Linked DNA regions of Mus musculus: region 1 is linked to region 2. Evidence: chromatin loops called from intact Hi-C (ENCODE). Cell type or tissue: gastrocnemius. All regions are shown on one strand. Links, peaks and the distances in the headings refer to the core of each region. The heading gives the core; the rest is flanking DNA. Region 1 overlaps Cdkl3 (cyclin-dependent kinase-like 3). Region 2 overlaps Cdkl3 (cyclin-dependent kinase-like 3).

Region 1 (5,382 bases), core at 300-5,299, 66 kb before region 2:
GACAGTGGGTACCAACTGGGTCAGTAGGTCCATTTGATCTTAGAGTGTGATCTTAGATCTTTCAGTGTTACACTGAGTCTGTTCTGGCTTCATTTCATTTTGAAGTGATGGGTGGAAAATATAACTTTTTACCCGTGCTTAGGGAAATACCATTACTGTCAACTGTGAGTTAGATTTTTCTCTCAATAGTTTTTGATACTGTAGAAAATGAAAACCCATCTTAATATACCACATTTTATTTTGTTTTGTTTTTAAAGATTATCCATCGAGATATAAAGCCTGAGAATATTTTAGTCTCCCAGTCAGGAATTACGAAGCTGTGTGATTTTGGGTTTGCGAGGACACTAGCAGCTCCTGGAGACGTTTACACAGACTACGTGGCCACACGCTGGTACAGAGCTCCAGAGCTGGTGTTGAAAGACACCTCCTACGGAAAGTATGTATACTCTGAGAACCCGTCTGGCTTATCCCAAGTGTGTCATTCTCCCTCCACTGTTGACACTCTGCCCTCTGTGTCTGGCTCCGGTCAAAGAAAAGGGACACCTTTAAAGGTACCAGAAGCCCCTGTGGGCACCTGTGCTGCCACACCTGTGGTGCCAGCGGCTGCAGCTGCTGGAGGCGGATGCTCATTCATGTCTTACACCGGATCCATGCTTGCCTTACTCCCTGCTGTCACTCGGTGGTTGTTCTGCTCCTGTGTTCTACCAAGATTAAATGATCTTATATTTTGTTTATTTATGTGTGTGTGTGTGTGGGGGGGCTGCTCGAGGCGTGAGTGTGGAGGTTAAGAACAACTTGCAGAAATCAGTTCTTTCCAACTCTGTGTGTCCCTGAGATCCAACTCAGGTTGTCGGACTCAGTGGCAGGTGTCTTTACCTGCTGAGCCATCGTGTTGGCCTCTCCAAAGACTCTGGAATAATTTACTATAATTCTGTGTTGAAATAGCATCTGCTGGGGCTAGAGAGATGGCTCAGCAGTTAAGAGCATTGACTGCTCTTCCAGAGGTCCTAAGTTCAATTCTCAGCAACCATATGGTGGCTCACAACCATCTGTAATGGGATCCCTAATGTCCGCTTTTGATGTATCTGAAGACAGTGACAGTGAACTCACATATATAAAATAAATAAATATGTAATAAAAGAAGAAATATACCAAGTTTCCTGTTTGTTGGGGAAAGTGACACCTTCTTTATAAAGACTGAAAGTAACGATTTTTTAAAATTGTGCTGTTCTAGATTGCTCATAAAGAGTCATTCTCACAATGAACAACTACTCTACAGTGAAAATATGTAAATAATACCACTTAAACATTATCCCTTCTAGACCCCTGGTTTTGAGATTGTCTTACTGTTTAGCTGTGTCTGGCCTGGAAGTCAATATGTAGACCAAGCTGGCCTCAAAAAAACCTCAGAGAATACCTGTTTCTGTCTAGCTGGTGCTGGGATTAAAAGTGTGCACCATGCTCTCGGGGTTCCCGCTTTTGGGGAATAACACATATATTGGGTCATTTTCTTACACTTATACACTTTGATCATGTTCATCTGCCCTTAGTTTCCCCTCTTCCCCACTTTTGCTGGCAAACAACCTTATTCTTTAGCTTTGACCTTTCATAAAATGTTTTTAGACTACTTATCATACGTATTTGTGTTTGTCAGTGTGCCTGACAAAGTAATTTCCTCTGTGTTTTTGTTTATTTGCTTGTTTTTTCCAGGCCAGTGGACATCTGGGCTTTGGGCTGTATGATCATTGAAATGGCCACTGGCCATCCCTTCCTTCCTAGCAGTTCCGATTTGGATTTGCTCCACAAGATTGTTTTAAAAGTAGGTAGGTATTCCTGCAGTCCTCTGCCACATGTCTAAGCAGCCACTGCAGATGAGTTGTGCTTGATATCCATGCTCAGTGAATGAGCACGAAGGAAGGATCTTGTCTAGACAGGTGATGGCAGATGGATGCCCGTGCTGATGAAGGTGGTAGAAAGTTCTGTTTTGACGATAGTATTTTCTTTGCAGGAACTCAATGCCACGTTAATTGTTGATGCTAAGAAAAGTAGTACAGGGTATGTGCCACTGAGTTAAATCTGTAACTGCAGTACCACAGGCTTTCTAAAAGCTGCTGTCTTAGAGCTAAAAGTTGCCCTCTACTTATACTTCTATTCAAGGACTTTTTTTTCCCCTAAAAGAAACTTCAGTACATCTTTTATTAACAGATTCCAGTATCATGAACACAAAAAAATAATTTAGGAAGAGGGCTATCCCAGGAGTTTGTAATATTCCATACATAAGAGGCCCAGAGACACCAGAAAGCAATGCAGTATCCCCATTAGTTACTAAATGTCCTGAAATTCTACTTCCTTTTTAGTTTCCATTAATTATTCACTTTACATCCTGATTGCAGTCCTCCCCCACTCTTCTCCTTGGAGAAGGGGAAGCCCCCCCCCCCCCCAGGTACCACCCAACCCTGGGATATCAAGTCACAGCAGGACTAAGTGCATCCTCTCGCACTGAGGCTTAACCAGGCATTCCAGCTAGAGGAAGGGACTCCAATGGGGGTGGAGGACGGAGTCAGAGACAGCTCCTGTTCCAGTTGTTAGGGGACCCATGTGAAGACCAAGCTGCACATTTGCTATAAGCTACGCATAAAGACTTTTTTTTTCATAAGGACTTTTAATAATAAAGTTGCCGTTTGAAACTATTAGAGGCCAGGCAGTGGTGGCACAAACCCGTAAGTAATCCCAGCACTGGGGAGGCAGAGGCAGGCGGATTTCTGAGTTCGAGACCAGCCTGGTCTACAGAGTGAGTTCCAGGACAGCCAGGGCTACACAGAGAAACCCTGTCTCGAAAAAAAAAAAAAAAAAAAAAAAAGTACTCAAATAACTCTCCTCTCCCTCCTCTTCCCCCTCCTCCTCTCCCTCCTTTTCCCCTTCCTTTTCCTTCTCCTCTTCCTCTTCCTCCTCTTCTCCCTCCTCTTCCCCTTCCCTTTCCTTCTCCTCTTCCTCTTCCTCCTCTTCTCCCTCTTCTTCCTCCTCCTCCCTCTCCTCCTTTTTGGTTTTTCAATACAATCAAGATAATTCCCCAGTGCATACCCAGAGGCCTGCCTCCCAGTGGTTGACAATTAACACTGAATACCACAACTACCTAAACATTTTGGTGGTTAGCCTTGTGAATGGTATTTCAATCTGCAGGAGGGGCTTGAGGAGCCCCAAGTGTACTGGGGAAACTTTTCATAAGTGTGTAATTGCAGAATTCTGATGAAGTGGGTGCTGTGAACAGTCATTAAAGCAGTAAAGCCCAGATTAGCTCTGATTGAAGATGACCTAAGGGTTGCACTCTATGTGCCTTTCTTTCATGTTTATCCTAACTTACTTGGAAGGACATGTTGTCTGCATACCACAAGTGTGCCTGCCAGAAGACAGTGTCAAAGCACTGGAGTTACAGATGGTTGTGAGCCATCATGTGAGTGCTGTGAGTTGAACCTGGGTCCTCTGCAAGAATTGCAAGTGCTCTTAACCTGTGAGCCATCTCTCCAGCCCTTTATGTGCCTTTTTAAAGTCCTGTTCTGAGCCTGTGTTGAAAGAGAGCTTACAACTGATGACATTAACCCTGTCATTTTTCAGAGGAAACCAAGCCATAAAGCAATGAGGAGACACATTCAATGGCACAGCATTAGCTGTGGTGAAAGGTGCTAGAGCCGTGTCACCCGTGTGCACAGTTCTTTGCACTCTGGCTCTTCTCTGGTCTCTTCTTCTGTTCCCGCCATTCTTTTTTTTTTTTTTTTTTTTTTTTTTTTTTTTTGGGTTTTTCGAGACAGGGTTTCTCTGTATAGCCCTGGCTGTCCTGGAACTCACTTTGTAGACCAGGCTGGCCTCGAACTCAGAAATCCGCCTGCTTCTGCCTCCCGAGTGCTGGGATTAAAGGCATGTGCCACCACCCCCGGCTTGTACCCGCCATTCTTAGCCTGTGGGTCATGACCCCTTCGGGGGTTGCATATCAGATATTCCATGTATCAGAAATCAGCAAAATTAGGGTTATGAAGCAGCAAGGAAATAGTTATTGTTGGGGGTCACCACAACATGAGGAACTGTATTAAAGAGTCACAGTGTTAGGATGGTTCTAAATTACTTTACTGTTGTAGCTGTTTTGATTAAGGTTTTGGTCTGGAAAACTGATGGCTACTTGACAATTAAATCATTAAGATACCAATAAAGAAATGTGTTAATAGTCCCAGAACTTGGGAGGCAGAGGCAGGTAGATCTCTGAATTTGAGGTCAGCCTGGTATACTGCAAGTTCCAAGACATCCAGGGCCACATAGAGAAACCCTGTCTCAGCCCCCCTCAAAGAGTCAAATTTTAGTATTTTTGCTGGTAATTATATATTATGTCCTAGAGTCTGGGGGGAGGGAGGGGCGGGGCGGGACCATATGGTTGTGTGTATTTGCTGCCTGTCAGCAGCTCCTGGAGGAAACCTCAGGTTTTAAGAGTTACTAATTTTTAATGGAGCCAGACATTGAACCTAGGGCTTCCCACTTGCTAGACAAGTACTCTACAGCAGGGCTGTGTTCTTAGCCTAGAATCTCTAGTTTTATGACATAGTTAGATATTTTATTTCAATTGTAAGGTAAAAACTAGCGCTCTTCCTTGTCTCCACAGTGATAACAGAGCTAACCACATGGGATTTTGTCTGAGAACAACTTTGTGATTCAGATATTTGTTCTCATTTCAGGCAACCTGACCCCGCACCTGCACAATATCTTTTCCAAGAGTCCCATCTTTGCTGGGGTGGTTCTTCCTCAAGTTCAACACCCAAAAACCGCAAGAAAGAAATACCCCAAGCTCAATGGATTGCTGGCAGATATAGTTCATGTACGTGAAGACATTAAGGCTGGCTGAGAATTTGCAGAAATCATAATGCCATGGGGTCTCTTCTTCTCTTTGGTGTTAGAGATGGAACCCACGGTTGGGCAAGCATTACCGCTGAGCCTCATTCCTAGCAATAATACAGTTTAAAAATGTTACTTGGAGAGATTCCAGAAAGACCCCTAAAGTGATGTTAACCTGTTACAAATTATTGGAAATTAATAGAGAGAAATTAAGATTTAAGATACTGTGGGATAAACTGGGAACACTTGAAAGACTTTCTGTGTTTCCTTCCCAACACTTTTGCCATCTGGTCTACCAGGTTGACCTTTGTCCTGTATCATCCTAACTTTCTATGGCATCTGTTGGCAGCTGTTATTTGAATGTACCAAAATTCACCTTAAGTTGGAAAACATTTAGTGAGAGGTGTTGTGTGTGTGTGTTTTGGTTTGTGTGTTGTGTAAGTATAATACTTGATAATATGAGTGTGTGTGCACATAGGTGCATCTTGCATACATGTGTTTCTAGAA
Region 2 (5,382 bases), core at 302-5,301:
TTCCACGGTGACATACTTCCTTCAAGAAGACCACACCTCCTAATTGTGCCACTCTCTATAGGGGGCCATCCCTATTCAAACCACCACAGCCCTCATTCCTTCTGGAGATGTGGGCACAGTTCATACCAAGGTTTAGCTCAGTCAGCCCCCCAGTTGTCCAGAGTGCAGCGTGCACAGCTGGGAGATGTCCCTAACTTTCTGTACTCTCCTCCAGCAGGTTTCCACTGTTTGCAACATCTTTCCTGTTTGGTACAAGAGAAGCAACCTCAACTGGCCATCCTGACCTCCCACTGGGTCAACCCCCACACTCTGCAGAGATCTTGCTTCTCTAAAGGTAGAGTCCGACCCATCCCACTTGAAAGGGCTCATGACTTCCACCCACTAGAGCACAGGGAGATCGCTGACACTGGGAGTTCTGAGATTTGGTCAGAGAAAACAGTACAGCCTCCAGCTGGTCAGCTGAAAATCTTTGATCCCAGATCCCATTAAATAAAACAGAGTCTGACTTTTCAAACCACTCAGCTGTTGGAAAACTAAGCCATAGAGAGTGGTCGTGTCAGGGCACTGGCAGCCCTTGTTTGGGGGTCATCAAGCCTCAAGTGCTGATAGATCTCAGATGTGACATCATTGCAGGCTTAACTCTTCCCAAGGAAGCCCCAAATAAACACGGAACAGGAGAAGCCATCCCTACAGTGCTGCGTGTGAATTCCTGCCCATAGACTCCAGTGTGCACAATAAACTGGTAGTTATTTTATACCAGTAGGTTGGAGCAGTCTGTTACATAGCTATCAAAGTAAAAGCCCTATTGTCTTCAGTACTACCAGAAAGTGCACAGTAAGGACGAGAAACGAACAAGCATGGTGCCTCACGCCACTGATCCCAGGACTCAGGCGGAGGCAAGAAGTTTATTCATGAGTTTGAGGCCACCTTGGGACACAGAGTAAGACAGTCTCAAAAAGGAAAACAACAACAACAAATACATACAGATGAGTAAAGGCAAGGGTGGCAGAGACTGTTACAAAATAAAAATTAAAAAAGCTATAAACTGAAAGTTAGTAAAACTATGAATAAAAACTAGAAATTCATACAACCTCCTGCTCATTGCTTGGCTTTGGCAATGAGATACATCAGTGAACGAAAGTGACATTATTATGTTTCTACATTTATATAGTTGGTTGGTATTGGGGTGTGGAGGTCAGAGGCCTCTCCTTCCATCCTGAGTTCCTCTGCTTGGCAGCAAGTGTCCACAAGGTATGCCCTTCTATGGGCCTAATTTTTTGTTTTTGTTTTGTTTTATATTTATTTGTTTGAGACAAATCTGGTCTAGAACTTGTTGTATATAGCAGAGGATGGCCTTGAACTCCTAATCCCCTTGCCTCTACCTCCAAAGTGCTGCAATTACAGGCCTATACCACTCTACCTGTTCAGATGCCATTGTTTTGCTCCAAGTCAGACCAAACTATTGCAAGAAGTCAGTGCAGTACAAGGAACACCAGGGGAGCTCGACCTCTGACCCTAGGTGACATTATTGCATCACTGTTTTTTCAGCCTCAGTGCAGTAATTATTGGAATCTGTATTTCCTATATTATATGTATATATAAAGCACACAAAGATAAAAGGACTCTAATTTGTTTTAAAACAGAGATGTGGGAGGGTTGGGTATGAGTGGAATGAGATTGACATGTGTCGATAACTGCTGAAACCCAACAGTGGCTCATAGTGTGGATCTCATTACCATCTGTACTCTATGCCCTTGGACTCCCATAAGAGAAGTGGGAGGACTCACTCTTTGCTACCCCTCTCTTCCAGACCTGGGTTTGTGCTAACTGGTACCTACTTCATAGATCTGAACACGCCCCTTCTGCCAGCCCGAGGCTCCCTGATACCCCCTACTCTAGTATGGAGGCTTTCTCATATGGAAGCAGACTAGCAGAGGAAAACGTGTTCTTGGCTAGTGCTCAATATACTCCTCAAATTAGCATAAGTTTTGGTGGCTAGAAATCCCCTAGGACAGAAATGTCTTCCTTGGCAGCGCCTATTGAGTGCTAGGAATACCGGGGCCATCAGCAAATGTTTGCATTTGATTAAGAAATCTAAACTGAACAAAGTGGCTCACGCCTGTAAATCCTAGCACTAGGGTGGTAGAGGCTGGAGGGTCAGGGGAGTGGGTGTGAGTAGCTGTCATTTCAGGGTTAATCCCCCAGTTTGCTTTGAATGTTAAACAGTGTTTAGTTTTCGGTCTTGAAATACATCTGTCAGCAGAAAGATAGACAAATGGGCTGCGTGTTGCTATGCAGAAGACGCGCTTTGGAAGATTCTCCTTTTGCCTGTGGATCCTTTCTCCCCTAAAGAAAGCTATTAACTCATGCTGCAGCCGGCTGCTCTTGCTTGGTTTTGGCTATGTCACCGAGCCCAAAATAGAAAGTTCTTTTACTGCAGAGCAAAGCAGGAGGTTTAAATTTGTCAATTCAAGAACAAAGGGTAGCATTATGCTGGCTTTTCTAGGAGAGTGAGTAGAGAGAGAGAATGCCTGTTTCACTAGGAGTGATCTGACACTGGCAGGGGCTGGGACCAGGAGACAATCTTCCACTGTGGTCAGCTGGGCACAGTTCCCACCCTGCTCCCCTCGAAGCCTCCCCTGACAACATCACTTCTTTCAGGACAAGGGGAAGCAGCTGAGCCACTGTGAAATGGGTTCCAGAAGTCACTGGCGCTATCAGACTGGGAACAATTCTCAGAACCACAAACCTGTTCCCAGCTTTGAGAGGAAATCAGTACCTGGCCACAGAGCCGGAGAGGGTTACCTTTTGTTGGTGAGATGATCAAAATGGCTTCCATGATCCTTTTGTGAGGAAGAGTGTGAGAAAGTGTATATCCTCTTACTGGAGGAGGTGCAAACTGCTCTCTCTGTCTGAGAGTGGCCCAACAACCTGACTGTCAGGCCAGAGAAACATGAACACCGGAGGAGAGCATCTCAAGGGTTGAGTCTAGAGCTAGTGCAAGTGCAGGAGATGTGGTGATATCACAGACGTGCAAAGCCATGGATATGGTGTTTGTTCACTCATGGGAGCACGAGGGGAGGATGAACCTTGGTGCCTTTATGATTTGGATCACCTTGGATCCATCAACAGGAATAACCTGGAGCCGTGTGTAGTGATATGGACGGACTTTAGTCAGTTCATGATAACCACAGAAAAAGTCCTCAACGGTTAAACAAAATCAGTCTTTAGGAATATGTGTAGGGGCTGGGATGGCAGTCAGCCAAGGGCACTGACTGCTCTCCCAGAGCTCATCCAGGGTGCAGATCCCAGCACATATATGGCAACTCACAACCATCTGTACTCCAAGATCTGACACTCTCGCACAGACATACATGCAGGCAAAACATCAATGCACATAAAATAAAGGTAAATAAATAAAAATTTTAAAATAATATAGAAACAATGAAACCACATAAAAATTAAAGCAAGGAAATGAAACTCTAGGGTCAGTAGGAGAGGGAGATGACAGGCTATGGTTAAAGATTGGTTACTGATTACATTATTAAATTAATAAATGTATTACCTAAGTCAACAAGATCTGGACCATCCGCTTGCCAACCATGAGAATGTGTTATGAGTCAAGGATTATGGTGCAATTCTGCATAACTAATATTAGCAAAGCAACAGCAGGGCAGAGATGTTCCACTCCCAAGTATCTGTCTTGAAGAGATAGTGCCAAAGACACAAACTTATGAGCAAGGACATTTGTCACTGTATACAGAAATCAAAATAGGAAACAATTTAAGGGCCAATGTAATGCATTATGAATTATATAAATATCAACATGTTAGAAAACTAGGTAGTAGCTGGAATTATGATTGTCACACTGTAACCAAGTACACAAGGAAGTCCATGATCCATGAAATGAATAAATGACCCATTAATGTAGCAGGTTCTACAATATGAACTCAACTTTCAACTTCCCAAGTATATAGACAAATGCATATACTGGGAAGGGGGCCACAGTGGCACATCCCTGTCATTCCGGCACTGAGAGGCTGAGATGGGACCATTACATGTTTGAGGTAAGCCTGGTCTATATAGAGAAACCCCACTTTAAAACAAGGAAAAACCCAAACAGACAAATAAATAAAAACTAGAAAAAAAAAGACACTACTCTGTGTGTGTGTGCGTGTGTGTGTGTGTGTGTGTGTGTGTGTGTATGTGTGTGTGTGTGTTTGCATATGCAATGTGTGTTTGGTGTATGTGTATGGGTTTTTTTTGAGACTTTGTCTCAAAATAATGTGAATAACAGCTTATGTAGATGGAGTACCAGCTACATGCTAAGAGCTTCACATGGAGCTTTATTTAATGCATATACGTGTTTCCCTGTGTGCGCGTATTCACGCGCACCCATGCAGGTGCCCTTAGAGTCCAAATCTCCTGGAGCTAGACTTGCAGTCAATTTGTGCTGTCTTGTACAGGTTCTGGGAAGAGCAGTATATGCTTTTAGCCCCTGAGTCATCTCTCTAGCCTAGGCCATTTGTTTATTTATTAGTTGTAACTTTGGCTGTCCTGGGACTCATAATATAGTCAGGCTGTCCTCAAAAATCCCAGCGATCTACCTTCCTCGTGCTGGGATTAGAGGAGTTCACCACTATACCCAGCCAGGCCATTTATTTACAAAGTAGCCTAACTCCGTGAGGATGGTGCTGCAGAGGAACTGTTGAAATTTATAAATTAAATAACCTTCAGAACATAGAGATCATTTTTTTAAAGTGCCGTGAACATGGCTTATAGGGGCTTTCAAAGTATAGGTCTGCTAGGATTCAGTCTCCAAGATCCAAAAATGGCTACATCACAGAGTGGTCTCTGTGAGAACAGAGCTGAGAGCTAAGCAGCCTTATGGGGAACCTGAAGCCCGCACAAAAATCCCTAGGGTGTCTGAGAGTACACACAAGGCAGCTAACCAGCAAAAGCAGGAAGGACAGACGTGAGAGGTCAGAACACTCCTGCCTCTGGAGGGGTCTGATGAGCCCGTGAGGAAAAGGGTTAGGCTTGGAGGGCTAAGATGTTTTATTCACGGTTTGGCCAGCTCTGACTCCCACCAACTGTTGAAGGACTGGCTTCCAAAGTCTTCAGACGAGAGGAGGAGGGTGGTACAGCCACGAGACAGAGCCAAGGGGCGTAGCTGCGGTCTCTTCTCATCTCTCATGCTTTAAATATAAGCTCTGATGTGATCGAGGCACCGGAGATAAAATGCCTTTCTCAAACTAAGCAGGCAGGATCTGGTGTCCACTTTGGACAACATAGTGGAAAATGAACTTGGGGGCAGAGGGGAGGGGCTGGGAATGTCTTGGCCTCAGTACTTGCACACAAGGGTTGAGAAATTTGACACCT

Evidence for each region. A loop is a pair of places that touch in the nucleus more often than their neighbours do. Peaks named below come from ENCODE experiments on the same cell type or tissue, not always from the same donor. Only the 100,000 strongest peaks of a DNase experiment are listed, where the experiment ranks them.
Region 1: it touches region 2 in a loop (2.0-fold over the local background); 3 of 42 quality-filtered maps call a loop at or near these places.

Annotation. Positions count from the first base shown.
Region 1 is chr11:52,018,020-52,023,401 of GRCm38, forward strand. It overlaps Cdkl3 (cyclin-dependent kinase-like 3), which reads left to right. Exons shown (of 14, transcript NM_001166654.1): 4 at 258-436; 5 at 1,711-1,823; 6 at 4,719-4,858. Among named protein-coding and RNA genes, the nearest start is that of Cdkl3, 16 kb to the left of the region's middle. In gastrocnemius, for the core only: a CTCF peak has its summit at 3,103; no DNase peak of the experiment used is centred there.
Region 2 is chr11:52,084,157-52,089,538 of GRCm38, forward strand. It overlaps Cdkl3 (cyclin-dependent kinase-like 3), which reads left to right. Exons shown (of 14, transcript NM_001166654.1): 14 at 215-511. Among named protein-coding and RNA genes, the nearest start is that of Ppp2ca, 12 kb to the right of the region's middle. In gastrocnemius, for the core only: no CTCF peak of the experiment used is centred there; a DNase peak (open chromatin) is centred at 2,608; H3K4me3 peaks cover 1,096 bases; H3K27ac peaks cover 3,356 bases.